Linked DNA regions of Mus musculus: region 1 is linked to region 2. Evidence: chromatin loops called from intact Hi-C (ENCODE). Cell type or tissue: gastrocnemius. All regions are shown on one strand.

The links. Peaks named below come from ENCODE experiments on the same cell type or tissue, not always from the same donor. Only the 100,000 strongest peaks of a DNase experiment are listed, where the experiment ranks them.
Region 1: a loop joins it to region 2, with 6 times the contacts of the local background. A loop is called at or near these places in 8 of 42 quality-filtered maps.

The regions. Positions count from the first base shown.
Region 1 is chr2:129,254,596-129,262,595 of GRCm38, reverse strand. No RefSeq gene overlaps it. Among named protein-coding and RNA genes, the nearest start is that of Ckap2l, 39 kb to the left of the region's middle. In gastrocnemius, a CTCF peak has its summit at 3,611 (motif pointing right); DNase peaks (open chromatin) are centred at 2,492, 3,120, 3,605 and 3,943.
Region 2 is chr2:129,125,813-129,133,812 of GRCm38, reverse strand. Polr1b (polymerase (RNA) I polypeptide B) reads right to left here. Exons shown (of 15, transcript NM_009086.2): 15 at 7,218-8,000. The coding sequence ends at 7,717. It overlaps Chchd5 (coiled-coil-helix-coiled-coil-helix domain containing 5), which reads right to left and starts at 4,113. Exons shown (of 4, transcript NM_025395.3): 1 at 3,956-4,113; 2 at 3,495-3,635; 3 at 3,247-3,412; 4 at 1-538. The coding sequence starts at 3,957. The coding sequence ends at 515. In gastrocnemius, no CTCF peak of the experiment used is centred here; DNase peaks (open chromatin) are centred at 621, 3,075, 3,570 and 4,121; H3K4me3 peaks cover 2,388 bases; H3K27ac peaks cover 2,254 bases.

The DNA.
Region 1 (8,000 bases), 130 kb before region 2:
AATCTCTAGGGGGCAGAAGCAGGCCAGACTCCATGAGTTCGAAGCCAGCCTGGTCTACAAAGCAAGTACCAAGACACGCAGGGCTCCATAGAGAAACCTTATCTCAAAAGGGGGGGAGAGCAACAAAAAGTTTTCAATGCTTTTTTTTTTCCATACATTTTCAGTTTTCTAAAAACTGTCTGGAGCAGGAGATGGACCATGTCTAGCCAGCCCATGTCTAGGACCGAGTCAGTTGTGAAAAGACAGGCAAAGCACAGATTCAAGATTAAGTCTGCCCTGGGTACCCCGAGCAGGGCTACTTTACAGTTCCTTCCTGCTCTACACCAACCCAAGGCCAAGCAGGAGACGCTCGGGCACGGTATACACACACTCCATCTGCTCACCCCCAGCAGAAGAGGACCTGACAGGACATTATAGCAAGCAAGCCCCACAAGTGTCAGAGCAGAAATAAGGTCCCTCGTGACAGCAGGGGTCTCAGCTCTAAGGTCAAAAGGTCCTCCTCCTTGGCCACTGGCATCTAAAGACTCCCACTCAGGAGTCCTTTTTAGTAACCATTGAAAAAGTCCTACCCTCTCCTGCAGAGCACAGCAGATGGGTTGGGATGATGGACCAACCAACAGCTATCTATCTGTAAAGGGTGCTTACAGGACGCCAACAGTCAGCTGGTGAGCAGATCCCGTGGTGGCGCTGAAGACCCGAATGTCCCTAATTTTGAAAGCAAAATCCCAAGACTAACCTGAATTGGAATTCATAAACAATGTCATTATCTCCATAATTTTAACAATCAATATAATTCCCTAATCAAAATCAAACAGGGGAATTAAATAAAGATACAAGCAATTTATAGGTGTATGTATTTCTACATAACTATGTATTTCTGTACTTGGAAACAAAGAGTCTCTGTGAATTTCCCAGTGCCTCTGTGTGGGTCACTACTGCTCTCCCCCATAGTAGCCACAAGCCACAGAGCTTCTCAGCCACAATGACATGGCTCCTCCCAGCTCTGCTACAAAAAGCAGAGACTGCTTCATCCCAGTCACTCACGTTCTGACTGTAGGGGAGGAATCAGGAGGCAGGGTCCAGGCTAGCCCATTCTTACTCCACAAGCAAGTCATGAGGCTTCTGTTGGGATGAACACGGATGTAGATGAACCCCCGTGGCTTCTGAGATATGCAGTCTCCCCCCCCACAGTGCTTGGCCACATATGCTGTAGAAGGAGCCCACAGAGTGCACAGAGCAAGGAAGCCTCTGGCAGCTTCATTTCCTCAAAATCCCCAGGTCAAGAGGTCAAATTTCTTTCTTTCATTGTTCCCCTTGTCACTGAGACCTGTCTTTCCTTCCCTTGCCGTATGTAATGACGCCTAACAAATGTCCTGGGCAACTCAGCCTTGCCAAGAGCTCTCTACCACTGCCCATCAAAGACAGTGTAAGCGACACAGCATGTCCTTGCAGCCCTGGGAATACTCAATAATCAGTCCCCTCCTGAACATCTGGGGTATGGGAGAATGGTGGGGAGAAGCAGGCATCTGGGAAAACCCCCAAATCTACTTTGCAGTCCAGACCCTTAACCTAGGTTTCTATCTTAGGATAAAATCAGGGATGGACCAACAAACTCCAGGAAGCCACCCATGGATTGTCCCCATGGACCCTTCCCTGTGTGGTCACAACCATCCTGCCTCCCTGGGCTTAACCCAGAAGTATCCTAGGGTCTCCCAGAGGAAAACCAGCCACAGCCTCTTACAAATCATCTCCTGCCCGGTCCCCAGAAGCCACTGGATGCTTGATAAGCGAGGGCTGTGCTCCCTCCCTTACTATAGGCATTGCTTCCAGACAGCAGGATCGCACTCTAAAGCAGAGGGTAAGGTAGGACATGAGGAGGAGTGTCATCCATGGTAGCACCTTTTCTACACAGTCCTAACTCCTGCTTTTTGTTCTTGTGTTTGCTTTTAAGAGTCGGGAGCAAGCATCTGGAAGATTTCGACCCCACGGTGTCCAGAAGTCGGTTAATGGGCCTGAGGACCTTGCAAAGTCCTGAGCGGGTAGAGTACCAGTGAGTCCCGCTTGGGTAGAGAGTCAGAGCTGCTTAGAGAGACGAGGCAGAGACTCGCTACCAGCTCAGGGACTGCTCGAAATAGCGAGCTGAGTGCGAAGTGAGGAAGGTGAGGTAGGTGGTGGTTTGGAGGTCTGCAGAGTGCACCAGCTGGCTGGAGAAGAGGGTCTGGAGGAAGCCACAGTGGAAGGCTGCCCCTGATGATGTAGCACAGGTCCAGCTCCTGGACTACCCTCTGGCCAGAGTGAAACATGATGAATACAGATTCCTGCCCAGCGCAGGAGGAGTTGGAAGCCAGAGGGGGAAGGATGGAGAGGGCACACCCATGGGCTGTGTGTGCACCTGCATGGGAGGACAGGCTTCTGAGTCTGTGGGTTAGGAGGGAAGGCCTAAGGGAGGTGCAGGGTGAGTGTGACCCCCCCAAGAGGCTTCAATGGGGGTCACTAGAGAAGTCTGATCCAAAAACAGGTCCTCCTGTGCCCCTGAGCATGCTCCCTGAGGGTGACCCCTTGATGGGGAAAAGCCAGGCAGTCCTGCCAGTGTCCAAACCCTCTGGGGACTGAGGCTCATATCCACCTGCGGGAAAGAAGCTGCCTCTTTTAAAACCACAGGATGCATACGAGTAGTTTGGGTATTTGGGGTTGGTTGACTGGTTGATGGGTTGTTTTGTTTCTTTGGGGTATTTTCTTTGAAACAGGATCTTCATTATGTAGCCCAGGCTAGCTTAGAACTTGCCATTCTCCTGCCTCAGCACTCTGTGATAGGATCCTAGGATGTCCCTCATAACCAGGGCACATCCTATAGTTTTTATTTTCAGTGCTGGGCTAGTACCCAGGACCTCATGCATGCTAGACAAGCTCGTGTATGGAACTTTAGAGATAGTATACCTCTCCACTTTGCCCAGGCTCTGCTCCTGCCTTCCCTCGGTGTGACCTGACTGGCTCAAAAGAGTGATCAGCGCAGCCATGGCTGAACACAGCAGAGGACTAGGCGAGGACTAGGCCCATGCGCCCAGCCCTACAGTCGCTGCCCTGGACTCCTCCCAGTCCTGTTTTCAAACTGGAGAGCTGGCTCCAGACAGTTTTCCTGTCTCTAGACTTCAACCTCCTCACCTGTAAAAATCTGAGATCCTGCCAGCCGACATGACCAGGCCAAAGGACCACTCAGATGGCTACATGCTAGTCGCCTTAAGCTTTATAAGTCTCTGCCCAGATCCAGCTGAGCCTAAGATTGCCATATTTCTCTGTAACTCTCAACCTCAATGGTCTGTGGGAATCTCCCAGGTTTTCTGTTCAGTATGCCACAGGGAATGTTTTCTTTTCTTTTTCCCCAAGACCCATCAGGTCACTGACCCAGAATCCCATCTTCTCAGGCTTCTTCTCCGTTGACCCCAGACATCCATGACAGCTGCATGAGGCCCAGTCCAGCAGTCAGGCATGGCATGTCTGGAGAGTGTTCATGGTGAGGACTGAGGTGCCAGAGAGAGGCCAAGTCCCAGAAACAGAATTGATGGCAATCCTTCCACTAAAGCATGTTACTGTCATTTAGTAGAATAGCCAGCAGAGGGCACTGTAGGACAAGGTCAGGAGGCACTTAGACAAAGCTGGGGAAAATCAAATGGTTGGGCACAAATGGAGACAAATTAGATCTAGACAGGCTAGGGAAGTCTCGCTCGTCTCCTCTCTGGTTTACCCCTCCTCACCTGCCACATAGCACTTAACATCTCTTTTTTAGTGGAGTTGATGGCTTGTAGCCCATAACAGCTCCAATGTCCCTCTTCCAAAGATAGCACCATGAACCTTCCTCAGACCCATATGGGAAGGCGACACAGAACATTAGGGGATACAGCACATGGGGAGTGGGAGCCAGAGGAGGAGGGGAGGGACGGGACACCCATGGGCTGTGTGTGCGCCTGTGTCTGTGCCCAGTAGGAGGGGAGGAAAGGCTTTGGGGAAGCCTAGCGTGAGGGTGACCCCCCAAGAGGCTTCAGTGGGGTCTCTAGGGGAGTCTGGTCCAAATCAAACCCTCTTGCTTTCTGTGTGCCAGGGCCCCAGTCCTCACTCCTCATCCTGATTCCCCCCAGGAAAGTTCACACTCTTGTACAGATGTGCCAGGTGTGTGTGTAGCTTCTCCGGATGCTTAGACTACTCTGGAGAACAGGGTCAGGAGACAGCAGTGGTGAGTAACATTGGGTTCCCCACTGTCCCTGGCCACTTTTGTCTGTCAGCCCCCAACCAGAGGACTCTGAACCCCAGCCACTCCCTTAGGTCAGATTAAGACTAAACCCAGAACAAAGAGGATACACATGGGCTGTGTGTGACAGAGGCAGCCAGAGAGTCAGGTGGCCAACCTTCCATAAGTCACGAGTCAATGACTCAGACCCAACAGAGCTAACAGCACACCTGAGGTTGTTTGAGCTCAAAGCAAACAAGTTCCGCTCTCTCATGGATGAGAAAGTGTGCCTTCCACACACTAATTTCTCAGGGCAGGTGGGGAGGGTGGGAGAGGAAGCCCACTATGGGAATCACTTGAGGACCTCAAGTTAGAAAATGGGGACCTTAGTCCCAGCTTGATCCCTATCACCTGTGTGATTTTGGACAAACTTCTTAACTTTTTACATCTCTGCCTCCTTGTGTAGAAAAAACAGATCTCCATATGTCACATAGTAGCTGAGATTCCCTTCCAGAAGACAGAAACATGGCAACCCTCCTGGCTCATCCTTCTCTTTCTCCCAGATGCTCAGCTCCTGGGACAGCTCGGGAACTCCCAAGCAAGTCCTCCAGTCCTGCTACTTCTTAAGTTTGGCAATATTCCCAAATTTGAGGTCTCTAGTATAAAGAATGCCTACACACACACACACACACACACACACACACACACACACACACACACACACGAGACAAACTCTGAGAAACTCACATACCTTGTCTGATGAGTCTACCTCAACAAAGAATGACTGAATACTGGCTCACCGTTCTGCCCCAGGGTGGAAGCCATGGGGTGTTGATGGCATAGGCAGTAGCTGGAGCTGGCACCTCTGGAATTGACAGCACAGGGATGGTGGGGACCAGTGTATTTACCCACATGGAGCTTTCTGGAGTCCTGGAGGGGCTGAGAGAGCCCTGAGCCAAGAGAACCATGCCATCCCTGGTCAGGGAGGGTGGGGAGGTCTATGTGGTAAGACTAGTGTGGCAGTGATGAGGAAGGGTCACCAGGCCCAAAAGTAGATCCCTGTCTCCAGGGACAGGCAAGCTAGTAGAGCCAGCAGCAGCCATAGGTAAGGTAAAATCTAGGGTCAGGGAGCCTCCCATCCATGAAACACAGGACATCAACAACTGCCCTTACTATGTCCACCTGCCTCAGGACTGTCTCTTCTGAAAGAAAGAGGAAAGAAAGAAAGAGGGAAAGGAGGAAGGGAAGGAGGAAGGAAGGAAGGAAGGAAGGAAGGAAGGAAGGAAGGAAGGAAGGAAGGAAGGCAGGCAGGCAGGGAAGGGAAGGAAGAGGGGCTTTTGTGTGTTTACCACAATCAGGGCAAAGTAGGACCTCCAAATTGTGGGCCTCTACCTGTGGGGCAGGGTGCAGAAATGTGGAAGTATACATGGGCATACAGTCCAAGAAGTGAGCTGGCTGCTGCCTGCCTACCTAGTGAGAGTCTAGTGAGACATCCCTGGGCCAAGGAACCAGGATGTTTCTATCCACAGCACCCCCAGCCAAGCCAGACAGTAAATGACCAATGGTAATTGGGGGAGTGGGGGAGGGGTCCCTTCATGTGAACTCTCAGGCAAGCCTCCAGAGCTACACACAGTGAAGAGCCCCAAGGACATGGAACAGGACCACCGTCACCACCCACCCTGTCCTTTGATCTCCTGGACCTGCCAGTCACTTAGCTTACCCACCCCATGCCCCCAAGTCCCCCTCAAATACATTACTGTCTCTTAACAGGAGGATGTAAGTGGTCCGGCCCCATCCACTCAGAGACTCCAGGGAGGCTTTCCCACAAGAAATGACGATTCATAGACCTCTTCCTCAGACAAAGCTTGGACCAGGAGAGGCCAGCCCTCCTGCTCTTTCCACATACACACCCCTGTACCCTGGCTCCTCAAACTCGAGACAGCAAGCAAGTAAGTTGTGATGGCCTGGGAGGGACAGGGATCTAGGGTCATGGCTATGCTAGGCCGGAGGGCATCCAGCCTCCCTCCGCCTTCACTACATCATCCCCTATTCTGGGCCCTCGGGCACAAGATGGTAGGAAAATTGGAGTTGAAAGACCAAGAAATTAGAACCCAAGATGCAGGGTGATGGGGGTAAAAAGGCCTTTGTTCCTCCCCTCTGAGTGTCTCAGGGTCCCCTGGGGCCATAAAGGAAACCAGGGCCCCTCCCTTCTGTGCACACACTCAAACGTCAGTACAGCTGTAGTTTGTTGGCCCAAAGCACTTTCCCAACTACATCCATCTTACCCAGCAAGATGGGGATGCCTGCCTAAGGCAAGGTACTGATTTCCCAACCTCCCAGCTCTGGGCCTCCCAGGGGTCTGCTAACTTGTCTTTCATGGCTTTCAAGCCCTGGGTGTCACCTACAACCTAGGTTCCATAGAAGAAAGCCAGAGGTCTGTGTAAGCCTTGAGGGAGATGAACAGGGAGGGGCCTGGCTGCCTGCTACCTGGGAAACAGGGATGAGCCAATCAGAATCTGTGATCTATGGCCACTCATATCTTTCTCCACATATTTCTCCAAGTCCTTCAAAGTGTTTCTTTAAGACAGCCCTGCAGAAGACAGTATATTGTCCTGCATGTACGTAAGCGTGCACACATATACCTGCATGCATACCCACATGCCTGCATGTTTATGTCCAAGGCATGGGTGTTGGGTGTTGGCCTAGAAAGCATGGACCAAAATCCTCAGCAGAAAATGGGGTAAGGTCTATGGTGACTGGAGGTCTGTGGTTTGCTCAGGAACACCAACAGACAGATCAGGGATCCTGGGATTCCAGCCCCTCGCTGACAGATGGACATGACATCAGCTGCATCTTGGAAGAGGCTTCAAAAGGACACAAAGAGGTTCCCGTGATGATAGCCAGTATCACACCAAAACAGAGTCAACAGCTGAGGGGGGGTGGAAGTGTCCACCAGCCCTGAGGAGAGCCTCATGGCCTGGAGTGGGTTGAAACAAGTAGAACTCTGGTGTGGCCTTAAAGACTGATGGTCTCCAGATGCGGTAGTTCTCTAATTATACTGAATGTGAGGATAATTTCTAAAAAGTCCTAAAAACTTTCTTGCTCATTCTGAGTGCTAAAAGCTGCTGGCTTAAGCAAGTAACACCTGTAGCCTAACAGCAGGGGGGGTTCAGTAATGTGGCCTTTATTCTATCTCAGCAGGAACTGTGTGGCTCTAACTTTCAGCCTGCTAGTTGAAGTCGCAGGAAGAAAAAGAAACACTTTGAAAAGTGAATGTAGCATTTATTTCTAAGTTGTAAAAAGTTTCCTAGGGGGCTGGTGAGATGGCTCAGCGTGTAAGAGCACCCGACTGATCTTCTGAAGGTCCTGAGTTCAAGTCCCAGCAACCACGTGGTGGCTCACAACCATCCATAAGGCGATCTGACTCCCTCTTCTGGAGTGTCTGAAGACAGCTACAGTATACTTACATATAATAAATAAATAAATAAATAAATAAATAAAAAAGTTTCCTAGGGACGCTCTCTAAGAAAAGGGAAAGGGGAATGATCACAGTGATCCTACCTGGGACAAGGGAAATCCGTGCTCTGCTCCTTGTCCTCAACACCTATAGAATACATGATCACATGGTTAAAAGTTCATCACAGCTGGGCGGTGGTGGCGCACGCCTTTAATCCCAGCACTTGGGAGGCAGAGGCAGGCGGATTTCTGAGTTCGAGGCCAGCCTGGTCTACAAAGTGAGTTCCAAGACAGCCAGGGCTACACAGAGAAACCCTGTCTC
Region 2 (8,000 bases):
GCATAGCCCACTGGCATGTGTGTGGAAAGCTGGGCATTGTGGTTCACACCTAGAGCCCTGGCACTCAGGAGACGGCTGTTGAATCTGAATCCATCGAGGTCTACGTAGTGAGCTTCAGGACTGCCTAGACTTACACATTTATCTGGTTGACTACGAGTGGGAGGGAAGCCTACCTCCAACACACAGACAGCAGGGCCAGGGAGGGCTGGCTGAGTCATCCTACTCCTGAGCCTAGAACAAGAGCACCCAGGCCCCTCCTGAGCGCTCACTTGGCAGACCAAGGAAAGCCGGGGGATGGATGAGTAAGCTTTCTCTCATCGCTCTTCTCCCTTTCAATACTGAAGGCTGGAATCAGAGCCCAGTACTCAGTCTTTATTTATTTAGTGTCCTGATGTCCAGGAGCGCCAGACACACAGCAGGGCCCTCAAGACTCCAAAACTCTTGTCACTCTTCTAGGCGAGGACATCAAGTGGGACGGTCAATCATGTCGGTTTTCTCAAAGTCCAAGGGGTTGTCAGGAGGCAGGCAGGGGCTGTGCCTGTGGAGAAAACATATCCGCAGTTACTGGCCTTGAGACCTCTGACGGGGAAATGAGGTAACACAGCGGGTGTCTGGAGGGAAAAGGTGCCAAGTGGTGGCCTTGGCCACTTGCCATGAGAACAATTTGACCAGGATAATTGAAACATGGAGCTGGAAGGTACTGTTCTTGTTTTTTTTTTTTTTTGTTTGTTTGTTTTGTTTTGTTTTTTGTTTTTTGGAGGACAAGAGACAGGGTTCTTAACTCTAGCCCAGGGTAGTTTAGAACTCACCAGTACCCCAGGCTGATCTATAACTCACTTAATGGAACTCAGGCAATCTTCCTAGTTCAGCCTCCAAGTGCTAGGAATCAGGCTTGTGCCAGCATTGTTACAGGTGCAGGGGACCCAGTGGGTAAACATCTCTCACTCTAGAGAACTTCCTTTCAAAAGAGGAGGGAGAGACATGCAAAGAAGACAACTAACTAGTCAGCTGGTAGGAAATCCTATGCACCAAGGCAAAGAGCGTTAGTCTGTGCGGGAACAGGGAGCTTCCAGACTGTCAGCAACAGAACCACGAGCTCGTCCATGAAGGCTTTCATGTCACATGGTAGCTGAGGGCATTTTCATGTGAAGATCAGAAAACAGAGGAGGCCTACATCTCATTGTCCCCAATTAGAAGGAAAAGCCAGCATTGTGATGTCATAGGCATGAAGAAACAGGACGGTGGAGAAATTGGTGTTTGCCCTTCCCGGTGCCCTAGAGAGCCTGGAGCAGGAGAGGAGACAGGAGACCCTACTTTCCATTCTGTTTTTAACTCTTACATTTACTAATTTATGATGGGGATGCTTGCGTGGAGATGTGCATGCCCAGCAGAGGGCAACCTTGCAGGAGTCGGTGATAGAACTCAGGTTATCAAACTCGGCAGCAAATGTCTTTACTTGCCAAGCCACCTCCCTGCCCTAATTTCCATTTTCAAAAGCAATTTCAGTTGCAGGGAAGAGGAACTGTGGGGTCGCAGGAGACGGAGAAGAGAACAGCTTCTTGCCTAGGAAGACAACCTTGAAGGAAGAGGGGCCCAAGAGATTGCTCAGCACTCGCTCCTTCTGCAGAGAACCTGGGTTCAGTTCCCAGCACCCGGATGGTGGCTCACAACCACCCACAGAAACTCTAACCCCAGGGGACTCTCAGGGATCTGAAGCCCCCTCCTGACCTCCATGGACATCACACACACACACACACACACACACACACACACACACACACAGTCCACATACGTGCAGGAAAAACACTGATACACATAAAATGAAAAATAAAAAACTAAAGTTAAAAACAAAGGAATATAAGAGCTTTAATGTCCAGATGCCAAAGACACTTGAAAGAAATAAATGTTCCTATGAGATGGCTAAGTAATTAGTATAAACAATATGCAACCATCCCTGAGCATTTCCTGTGGAGAATTAAAAGTCCTTCTGGGCAGTTTCTGCTCCCATAACCTAAATCTTTCGTCTACCCCTGTTCTATACAAAACCAAACCAAACCAAACCAAACTAAACCAAACAAAAAGTCAATGAATATCAGATATAATAAGAGGTTAACCTCTAGCCAAGAACTCTCCTGAAGCATGAGATCTAAGGGAAATGATAGGGTGTGGCCCGGGATGCAGGGAGCTGATAGAGCTTAAGAGCCAGGGAGCAGGAATGGGGGGACAGAGGAAGCTTTTGGGGAGACATATCCTGTACACAGAATAAGAATTAGACAGGAGATGGATAAGCAAAGCAGCTATGCTCCTGAGCACCCGTACATTTGTCCACTGAGGATGGAGTATGGAGTTTGAGGTGGAGAGTGGAGAGGTGGGACCAGGTCACCCGGGATGCAGGCTGCACTGGGGTGAGAGCTGGTCTGGTAGAACAGAAACCACAAAGAGCTTTCTATGCAGAAGCCAACATGCTAAGATGTCCTCTGAGTCCATTCTGAGACCATCACATAAGGACTGGAAAGGACAAGATGAGCCAACACACTAGCCCAAAAGAAGGCGAGAAAGAAAAGGCAGAGCTGCAGGGACAGAGAGCCCAGAGGTGCTCAGATGAGGGCGGTCGAAGGTGTGAACTTTCCCTTGGAGAGATCCAGCAAGAGCAGCAAGGGAGGGAGGGTTTCTCACGCTTTCCTCCATTTCTGCCAAATCCAGAACATTTTAAAGACTTTTTCCTAATGGCTACATCAATAACAGTTTAGTATTTCAGACATATTGTATATGTATTTATGTATTGTATACATTAGCAAGATCCTTTTCTGTGCACCCCTCCACCTCACCCCCTCACCCCTACCAGCACAGCTGGAAAGTAGTGAAGGGGACACAGTGGCTGAGGAAAGGAAGAACACAGGATCCAGTAAGAATCAGGGACTTTGTTCCAGTGTGAATTGGTGGCCACCAGAGAGTTTTAAGCAAGGGATTATCATTACTAGAATCCAGGTCATTATATGGAACACAGAGGGTCTGGCAAGCCGGGGAAAGGCTGGGGCAGGTGCCCTGGCAGAGGGGAGTGTGAAAGGTGGTGACAAGCAGAGGCATGTCCACTCGGGGACAGAGAACCATGGTTTTTAGATTCTTGGATGCATAGCCAAGGCCATGTATGGGAATGGGGCTGGGACTGGTTCTGGAAGGTATTTAAACTAGAAAATGAAGGGAGTTGTGAAAGGAAAAAGCTACGATCAAGTTAGCCTCCTTTACCTCTCCAGTTGTGGGTGAACTTGGTGGCTGCACCTGCTCTGCACACTGCAGGAAGCGGCGCATGTGTTCAGCACAGTTGCCCACTGCTGCCTCATTCAAGCGAAGACACTTCTCAAAGGCTTCAAAGGGCTCAGCACAGGCCTGGCGGATCTGGCGGATGATCGGGCTGTGGGGGGTAGGGCATTTTAGACCCTGAAGCATTCAAACCCTACTGCCTGGCACCCTCTAGCCCCCAGTTGTACACTCACTGGGAGGACGTGCAGCGAGCAATGCTCATCTTAAGGTGGTGACAATCTCGATGCCACGACTCTGGCTTGGCTGCCACACATTGGCCATACTGATCCAGCTCTCGGCTGCAGTATCGAGCAGTGACTTCCAGGGCTGCCTGCCTGTGGGACAGGGTAAACTGAAGATAATCTCAAGAGAAGGCAAGAAAGAGTTCTGATTTTGATCTGTGATTGGACTAGTCTGGATTGGGGGTGGGGGGTGTAAAGATCCTGTGATAGGGACAACCAACGAGGGGCAGAAATAAGCGCCGATCCCTGCGCGTTGTGGAACAAGGTGGGATTTCCCGGGAGATCGTGGAAGTCCTAAGACAAAAAGTCTGGCTATTGTGAAGCAGGCCTGGAGTCTTGAATTCAGTCATTTCCCGTTGGGGACCGTGCAGTCTGACAAGCATGATCTAGAGTTATAGGGAGTTGTAACTCACATCTCCAGGCGAATTCAAGCGCCGATCAGTCAGGGAGAAGAGACCCGCCTTTTCCGGTATCAGGTTGTTATGGCGGCGCCCAACCCAGACCTCCTGGCCTCACTCTTCCGGTCGTCGAGCGTCCCTGCCACTCATCCCACATTGGTCCAACCTTCATGGCTGTGTCCTGCTTTGCTTTCCGCCTCACTGCCTATCCGGGAGGAGGCCCCTGTAACTACTTCCGGTCCGTCAGCTATTTTAGTTTATTTACTTCCGGCTTGTGGTGGTCGCGTTTAGTGATCACCGGAAGCAGGACTTCGGCCGTGATCGAGCAGCCAGGCACAGAGCACCAGAGCTGGTTCCCTGTAGGTCAGATCTACAGCCGCTCGCGCTGCCACTTTCCCGGCTGGAGTTGAGGCCACCGGCCCGCGTGACTATGGCTCGGCACACGCTGCGGCTGAGGCGGCAGCTGTGCCCGCCGCTGCTAGTTTAGGAACACGGGGATTGCCCTCTCAGGCTGAGCTACCAGTGGCTTTCCGCCACTGCGTATTCTCCTCCTGACTTTAGTTCCAACTTGACGGAAAGGAATGATCTTAAACGCCACATTGGGCTTCCCATCCGATTATTCACTCAGACATGTCCTTTTCCTGCCATAGGTGGTAAAGGCAGGATGAGAGTGGGTTTTATTGCTTGCTCCTTGCAATCGTGCACAAATTATTTTCTTTGTAATTTCCTTAGGTGGTGTTTGCACCCTCTCCACATTTGCCTTCAGATTATAGGGCTAGACCTGGAAGTTCATTTCCCTGTAAGGCTAAATATTCCTCATATGGAGAGGCCTAAGCTAGAGAAAATGAGCGGTAAGGTGATTACCTTAGCACGCAGTTGTAAAATGAGAACGACTGCTTTGGCCTTCATAATATACAGTGACACTTTCATTTTTGGGAAACTTGACACTCCACACTTCTAGTTTCCTTTTGTCTGGTTGCTGTCAAAAGAGTCATTAAGAATGGAATGGAGAGAACTAGATAACCCTAAGGTTTGAAGTGAAGCGGATCTGAGAAATGCAGGTCTCAAGAGTGCTTCTGTTACTGGGGTTCCCTTCTGGGGAGCTCATTAATGAAAGAACTTTAAAAGGTACTCATTTAGGACAATCAAGGGCAATGTTATTGGTCTGAGAGAAAACACCAGGACAGGCACGCTGTAAATGTCAGTAGCCGCTAAGAGGGAGCAGGAAAAGGAAACTAGGGACATGTGTGTGATGTACATGTGTGCAGGCAGAGGCTGGCGGCAGGTGGCTTCCTCTATTGCTTGACACCTGAAGCTTTTTGGAGACAGGGTGTCACTGAACCTTAAAACCCACCAGTGAACATCCAGGAGCTGTCTCCTCATCCCAACACTGGGATTCCAAGTCTGCCCTACCATGCCTTTTCTGCAGGTTTTTATGCAGGTGTTGGAGATCCACAACTCAGGTCTTCCTGCTTGCATAGCAAGCACTTTAGTCAGCCATTCCTTCACTCCCTCCCCTATTTCTTATGAAATCAGGTAACTATCTTATGACGCAATAATTGCTTCTTGAACGTTTGTCCCAGATACAAGAAGTTTATATCTACACACAAGCATGCATGTGGCCTTCCAGAGAAGCTTTCTCTCTTAGTGCCCCAAACTGGAATCAAAATGTCCTTCAAAGTGGATGGCAAAAGTAGGTCACCCATACTGTGGAGTACTATACAGCAATGCAAAGGCATGAACTCACACATACAACTTCCACAAATTTAAAGTAAACTGTTAAGTAAAAAAGAAAAAGTCCATTTCAGAATATGCCATGATTCTATTTACATGTATTTCTTGAAATTATTGAGAATATGTTGAAGGGTTAGAGATAATGAGAGAAGACACAACAGGACAAGCTTGTAATAATGTCCTGTGTGTAACAGCAATCTACCCAGAGGATAACAGTCCATGCAACTAACTATACATAAGAGCACATAAAACTGCCAAGTCTGAGTAAGCGCCCAGGTTGTCTTAATGTCACATAGATTTTTTTAGTCAAGAATCTACAATTTAAGATCAAAAGTTAATTTTAAAAAATTTAGCGAGGTATTGTGGGATATGATGCTAATTCTCACACTCGGGAGGCTGGAGCAGGGAGGTGACTAGTTCACGGGCAACAAGACCCTTAGAACACAAATACTTGGACACTAGATCTGCACACTATCCCCAGCTACGATATTGTGAAGAGACAGAGAATAGGTTGTGCGGGTCTAAAGTTGAGCTGTTAACACAGGGGAAGGATCAACCAATTCAAGGTGTTCTCCTTATGAAAAAAATTCAAACACCCATTCACAGGGAGCAGTACGGCTGTGTAAGATGTTATACACAAGCACACACAGAACCCTAACAAGCACGGAGAAACGCATACAGAGGTTAGCAAAAAGGCAAAGGAACATAGTTACTCAATAATCAGATACATTCAGCCTTAAAGGAGGAGGAAGTCCCACCATGTTCAAAAACACGGCTGAGCGTAGACGAGGTCATGCTACATGAAAGATGCCCATCACACAGGACGGGTGCTGCATGATCCCACCACATGCGCGCGCACGCACGCACGCACGCACGCACGCACGCACACGCACGCACACACACACACCACTCAAAGGTGCACAAGGAAACTTTGGAGATGATGAATCTGTGTAGTGAAATTTATAGGAAACCTTTGTGTCTGGTTTGAGTGAACTGTTTCAGCAAAGCTATGTCTAGGTTAATAAGCAGAGGTTAAGAAATTGTTTTGAGACGTTTGAACCTTGAAGAAATGTTGTCTTCCTCCAAAGTCTGCACTGTTTTCAGCTGCACAGACCTTGGTACTAAGACACTCCTGGCAAACCTGGAGTTCTTGCTCTTGATTATGGCTAGCCATGGTCAAAAAGGGATTTGTGTGGGCTGTCTGCTCTCTCGGACAGCAAGGGCAAGCAAGATAACTCTGGTAGTTGGAACCTTTCCCGACCCAATTAATTTTGTATAATGACTGGATAAAAGTAACTGCTATGTGCTAGCTGGGGTCAGTCTTTTCAAGAAGGCTGAGCTCCTTTGCTCCTGTGGAAAATGGTTAGCATCTTGGTGAGCTGCTCTCTCTACTGCAGCACTCAACACTGACCAACAGATCTAGTTACTCACCTTGACTGTGATAATGACATCACAGACCACACCTACATTCCAATTTACCCATCAAATTATATACATGAACTAGCTTTAGTTTCTATGTATATAAAAATAAAAATCACACATATGGCTTCCATTTTCTGTTTATTGTACTGGCCTGCTCTGGATAACAGACACCCTCTGCTACTGAAAGCAGGGAGCAGTGAACCTGGGCCCAGAAAGAAGGCGCCCTGCCCTGCATGATCTATTATCAATTAAGTCATTTTTTAAAGGCACAAAAATAACTTTTTTAAAAAAAGATATGAGGCTGGGCGTGGTGGCGCACGCCTTTAATCCCAGCACTCAGGAGGCAGAGGCAGGTGGATTTCTGAGTTTGAGACCAGCCTGGTCTACAAAGTGAGTTCCAGGACAGCCAGGGCTACACAGAGAAACCCTGTCTTGAAAAAGATATGAAAACCAACTTCAGTAGGTTACAGAGACTCAGAAGTCTTGAATTTTCACCTGCCTGTTCTTGGCTTCAGTACTGAAATTCTTGTATAGACCCAGAGTGAGCCCATAATACCCTCACTTGTGTTATACAGGACACCTCCTGTTCTTATCTCCTAGCTCAGATGGCGGGGATCAAGTCAGATGACATCCAGTTTCACTTTGATGTTCATGGCTGCCAGCTCAGCTACAAAGTACCGGAAGACATACGGCACAGAGACGGTGTCGATGGTGTCACTGCGGCCACAGACAGTGCAGTTGTACTTTCTGTTGCGCATCGCAGACCAAGACGGAGGAGGCTTCTCAAGTAGCGGAGAAAGCAAACTGCCACACTCTACACACATGTGAGCGACAGAACGGTCAGAGCAGTTGAAAAGCCGGTCATGAAGAAGGAAAGACGTACCGTGTGCCAACAGAGCATCCC